Linked DNA regions of Homo sapiens: region 2 is linked to region 1. Evidence: chromatin loops called from intact Hi-C (ENCODE). Cell type or tissue: GM12878. All regions are shown on one strand. Region 1 overlaps ALDH1L1 (aldehyde dehydrogenase 1 family member L1). Region 2 overlaps LINC02034 (long intergenic non-protein coding RNA 2034).

Evidence for each region. A loop is a pair of places that touch in the nucleus more often than their neighbours do. Peaks named below come from ENCODE experiments on the same cell type or tissue, not always from the same donor. Only the 100,000 strongest peaks of a DNase experiment are listed, where the experiment ranks them.
Region 2: it touches region 1 in a loop (6-fold over the local background); 8 of 110 quality-filtered maps call a loop at or near these places.

What each region holds. Positions count from the first base shown.
Region 1 is chr3:126,133,278-126,135,777 of GRCh38, forward strand. ALDH1L1 (aldehyde dehydrogenase 1 family member L1) reads right to left here. Exons shown (of 23, transcript NM_012190.4): 12 at 2,258-2,385. Among named protein-coding and RNA genes, the nearest start is that of ALDH1L1-AS2, 46 kb to the right of the region's middle. RefSeq lists a silencer at 976-1,055. In GM12878, a CTCF peak has its summit at 1,072 (motif pointing right); a DNase peak (open chromatin) is centred at 1,074.
Region 2 is chr3:127,543,435-127,545,934 of GRCh38, forward strand. It overlaps LINC02034 (long intergenic non-protein coding RNA 2034), which reads left to right. Exons shown (of 7, transcript XR_007096067.1): 6 at 1-89. Among named protein-coding and RNA genes, the nearest start is that of LINC01471, 6.9 kb to the left of the region's middle. In GM12878, a CTCF peak has its summit at 1,006 (motif pointing left); a DNase peak (open chromatin) is centred at 1,002.

The DNA.
Region 1 (2,500 bases):
GCCCTTGGCAGCCCTCAGACCCAGAGGCTCCCACTGCATCACTGTGTGTTGTCACCTGGACATGGAAGCCCACACGGCAGCCTTGGGACAGTCTCACTGCTCGTCTCCTGCAACCCTACCCAACCTGCAGCCCACTAAAGCTTGTGGTGTGCCATGCCTCCCCTGCTCACATCCTTCTCCTTCATCAGCCCCAATCCTTTGAATCCCCCACATTTCTAGATAATTCCACCTGTGTGTGACATGGCTGTGTCATCAATCCAGTTCCCAGGACACACTTTCTAAAGTATCCATCACCCGAGTGCACTATTCGGGAAGCTCTGAGAGGCTGCCTTGCAGGACTATTCTATTGTTAATTCAGTTAGGCTGCTGAATTCACACCCTGGCACCCATGCTCCCCAGAGCCCAGTCCCTGGGTGCCAGGGTAGCAGTGCAGGAGAAGTGAAGCTGCTGCCATCTCCCTCTGAAGGTCTGCAGGGCAGATGCAGGGGTGCCCAGCAGGCTCGGCCGGCCCTACTGACCACCAGCAGCCTGGACCACCGTCAGATTCTCAGCCGTGGACCACAGTGGTATCTGGGCAGAGCCAGCAGCTCCCCCACGGTCTTTCCCAGGAGCTCCTCTTTGTGGCCCCACTTGGCAGCTGGATACGGCTGCTCCTACTCCCTGGAGGTTCTATCCTGTCTACCAGGAGTTCAGGGGACTGCCTAGGAACCTTGTCTAACTCTCCCTCTGGATCCTTCTTCCTAGCTTCCACAATTGTGTAATGTCTGATTCCTGCAGTGAATTTCGTGTTCCCTAACACCCACGGTGGTCCCGCCACCCTGACAGGGTGCTCTGCAGCCATTTATCTGGGAGCTCCTGAACTGCCCCCTCCGGGACACCTAGACCCAGCCTCTGCTGTGCTGAGCTGAGGCAGAACCAGTAATGGGCACTCCCAGGTCTTCACGGGGCCTGAGAGTTTGCATAGGACAGGAAGGGGTCCACTTACAGCTGCCCAGGGTGCCCCCCTCACTGTCATTATGGGTGAGTAGAATCTGTTATGATACAAGCCACCAGATGGCAGCAGAGGCCAAGGGAGGGACCCCACGCACGCTGTTGGTTGTGCGGTCCACCAAACGCGCACGCAGGGCCCAGGCCAGAGGTTCTCCCGCCACCTGTCGTGCTTGTTTCACAGCTCTTCCTGACCTCCAGGAACTCTAGGGACCACTTGGCGTGGCCAGTGCCTTTCTAGAATTGAGGGGCTTGCGAAGGGGACTGGAACCTATGAAAGGCTGGGCATGCCCGACCCCCACAGCCCTCCCTGCCCCAACCCTAATCTCCATTCGGTTTTGCAGACCATGCTCTTGCAACCCCTCTCTCTAGTTTCCTGCTGCTGGGCTGCCCCGGCTTTTCTGGCCTCTGGAGTATAACAGAAACAGAAGCCATTCTGACCGCAAGGCCAAGGCAGGGTCTCTCCTGCCAGGTGAGGAGCTTCGTTGGGACCACGCCATAACTTGGCTTCGCACCCCTAGACGTTCCCAGGACCCCAGCGAAAGAGCCAGGCCCCAAGACACCTGTGTTCTCGGCTCATCTGGCCGCACCCTCTCTTCTCCCAGGAACATCACTCCACCTCTGTGAGGGTGACTGCTCCTTCCCGCCAGGCCCTGTGGTTCCAGGGGCACAGCACCTCTCTTCCAGGCCTTCCTCTCACTCTAAGGTCATAAGCTAAAGTCATCATAAGTCCTTGCCTAAGACGTCTGAACTGGAACTAAGGAGAGAAGGCCCCTTTCTCCCTGGCTTAAATTTTTTTTTTTTTTTTAATAGAAAATGTGAAACCTATAGATTCCAGTAGTCAGAGCCTGGCTGAGCAAGCAGAGACCAGGCCAGCCCTTCTCTGGCCCTTGCTGTCTTCTGCGTGCAGGAGCTAAGTCCCCTCCAGCCCAGGCTGGTGAGGGAAGTGCTTTGTCTGCCTGGGAGGCCCAGCCTGCGCCCACTTTGGAAGCATCCCTTGGCTTCCGCACCTCCTCACCTCCACCAGGCACCTCCCCTGAGCCCACTCTGCTGAAATGTCTCCTGTTTCTCATATCCCTTCCTCTGAGAAGCCTTTTCTGAGCCTCAGGCAAGGAGCCCCAGCCTGGCCCATCTGATGGCCTCGGTCCCATAGCCTCCCCAGGACCCAGCTCCTCCTGGCAGGTAAAAGGGCCTCCACAGAAGTCCCCCCCGTGCCACTGCCCAGAAGCTGATGGTGGCAGTGGCTGGCAGGTACATGTTGGGCTCCCACCTGTACATCAGCCGGCCCCGGTCCCGCGCACTGATCTTCCCCCACCGTCCATTCTCAAAGGCATCCTTGGCTGCGGCCACTGCCTTGTCGACGTCGGTGACTTGGGCCAGGGATACCTGGCAGATGACCTATAGTGGAAGCAGAGCCATGACAAGTTCTCCCTAAGCCAGTTGCACACAGATACCCCTGCCTGCTTCCCTGGCCTCCTCCTGGGGCCCCAGTGAGGCGGCCCCTGTCCACATG
Region 2 (2,500 bases), 1.4 Mb after region 1:
GAAGGGGCGGGCAAGATGGGAGAAGAGCATCTGGAACAGCATGTGCAGAGACCCAGGGCCAGGGCTGTCACTGGCATGTTCCGGGGCTGGTAAGGAGCTGGGTGTGGTGGAAGCGGACTGTGCACCAGGAGAGGGGACCATGAGGCAGAGAGGTCCCCGGCACTCCGTGCAGGCCTCTAGGCCATTGTTGGACTGTTTCCTCTGAGCAGGTCATGGAGTGCGTGGAACAGAGGAGGGAGGGACGGGACCTGACTTTGGGTTTAGGAGGGGGGTCCCTCTGGCTGCTATGGGGCAGGAGCAGAAGCAGCAAGGCCAGCAAGGAGGCTGCGGCAACAGCTCAGGAGTGGTGGGGCGGGTGGCCCACACCACGGTGGGAACAGAGCCGGAGCGGGAGGTCAGATTCTGGGTGTATTTTGGAGGTGGAGGTGGCAGGGTTTCCTCACAGGCCGGATGTGAGGCGTGAGGGAAAGAGAAGAGACGGGGCAGAATGTGCTCATTCACTCATTTGTTCATTCATCCTACATTCACTTTGTCTTTTTGACTAGGTGGGCAGGGAGTGTGGCAGCATTGATGAGAGTAGCTTTGTGGTAACACTCCTCTTAAACATCAAATACGCAGCCTCAGCCACACAACCAAGGAGGAAGCCGCTCTTCCAAGAGTCTCCCATCCTTCTGTCCCTCCTCCTCCAGCCTGAACCCCTGCCCAGAGCACAGGGACAGCAGGGCTCCAGAGCTTCTGACCTGCCTGGGGTGGGGGCAGGCCAGGGAAGGGTTGTGGACCATGGCCACCTGTGAACCCAGTCCTGGAGGGATGCTGGGCAAAGATGAGGCACAGGGCGAAGGTCGGAGGCAGCGGCATGCTGGCCCTTGTGCAGCGGGGCAAGGTCTGGGGCACCGAGCGGCCTCACGCACCTGGCTGGAGGCTCAACTGTCCTGAGGCCGGGCAGCCACTGCAGGATTGTAAGCGGGAGCAATTTTGTTTAAGACATCGCCCTCTGGTGGCCATGTGCAAGGTGGCCTGGAGAGACAGCCCTGGGAGGGCTGTGGCCCCAGCTAAGGCAGGAGGAGGGCTCAATCAGCCATCTGTCACCTCACCACAAAGAGGACAGAAGGCCCTGTGCCCCCTCCCACCCAGACCCTCACACTGCCACTGTGTGCTGAGCCTGTCCCTGCCCCACTGTTCCCTCAGCCCTGGTCCCAACCTCACTGTGACCTTGGGCAATTTCCAACCCTCACAGCCTCCATGGAAGAGCAGGGCCCCAGGGTCTCTCAGCCAGAAGATCTACCAGTCCTAAATCCACACTTCTTTTTGCAGAGCCCAGCAAAACTGGGCAAGACAGGCCTGCACCCCTCAGGAGGGCTGTGTCTACCGTGGTAGTACAGCTGAGCGGCCTGATTTCAGCATTTTTAAACAAAGCCTCCAGATGGACTTTGTCTGCCTGCTGGGGAGGGCTGGGCAGCTGCTGCACTCAGGGACTTTCCTCTAATTGGATCCCCTGGAAAGGAGAACAGCCCCAATCCCAGCCAGCCCATCCATCCATCCATTCATTCATTCCTTGAGAACCCATCATGTGAATCAGGGCCCTGAGCTGGGGTCTGGGTGAGCAGGAAGAGGAAGGGCTGCACAGATGGCGCACACACTTGGGCGGGGAGACCCACGGTCCTAGGCAGGCAGGGATCCGAAGCATCATGAGGAAGGCAGAGATCCAAAGCATCATGCAGGAGGCAGAGTTAAGCAGGGTGGAGCGACCGAGCAAGTGCTTCTCCGAGGAGGTAACATTTAAGCTGAGGCCTGAATGGAAAAATGGAGCCAGCCACACCACAGTCTGGGGAGGTGCTCCCAGAGGAGGGGACTGCAAGTGCAAAGGCCAAGAGACCAGTAGGAATGGGGGCTGTTTAAGGACCAGCACCGGAGAAGGGGGAGGTCAGGATTTCAGCGGGTGCCTCTCAGGCAGGGCCTGTGTCTGTGGCAGGAATAATCTATATTTTACACCATGTGCGCTCGGAGGAGGCTGCTTCAAGCCTGCTGGAGCCGCTCCCTCTGCTGTGGTGGGGACTAATGATACCACTCGTCTGTGCACAGCCGCTTTATTATTACTTATTGGCCCACATGATCCTCCACCAGGAGGAACTGTTAGGCTTATTTAATGGATCAGGAAACTGAGGTTCCGAACAAGAAGCAGAGCTGGATTTGAGCAGAAACAGCCATTCCAGCTGAATTCAGCCCTTAGAACTAGTTTGTTTTACCTGTATAGCTTTGAAAATTTGAATCCGTTGCCAACTCTACAACATTGGGAGCCTTCACGTCGAAGATGTTTTGGCTTTCGGCATCTCTTCAACAGTCTGTGGCACTGGCTATGGCAGTGTGAGCCCTGGCTCTGCACGGGGTTGTCTGCAGATGCCCCTTCAAACCAGAGGTCACAGCCCCCACTCTCCGAATCCCATGCCCCTCTGGTGTCCTGCCCTGCTCCCCCAGCACCTGAGTTTGCCACCTGGGCCAC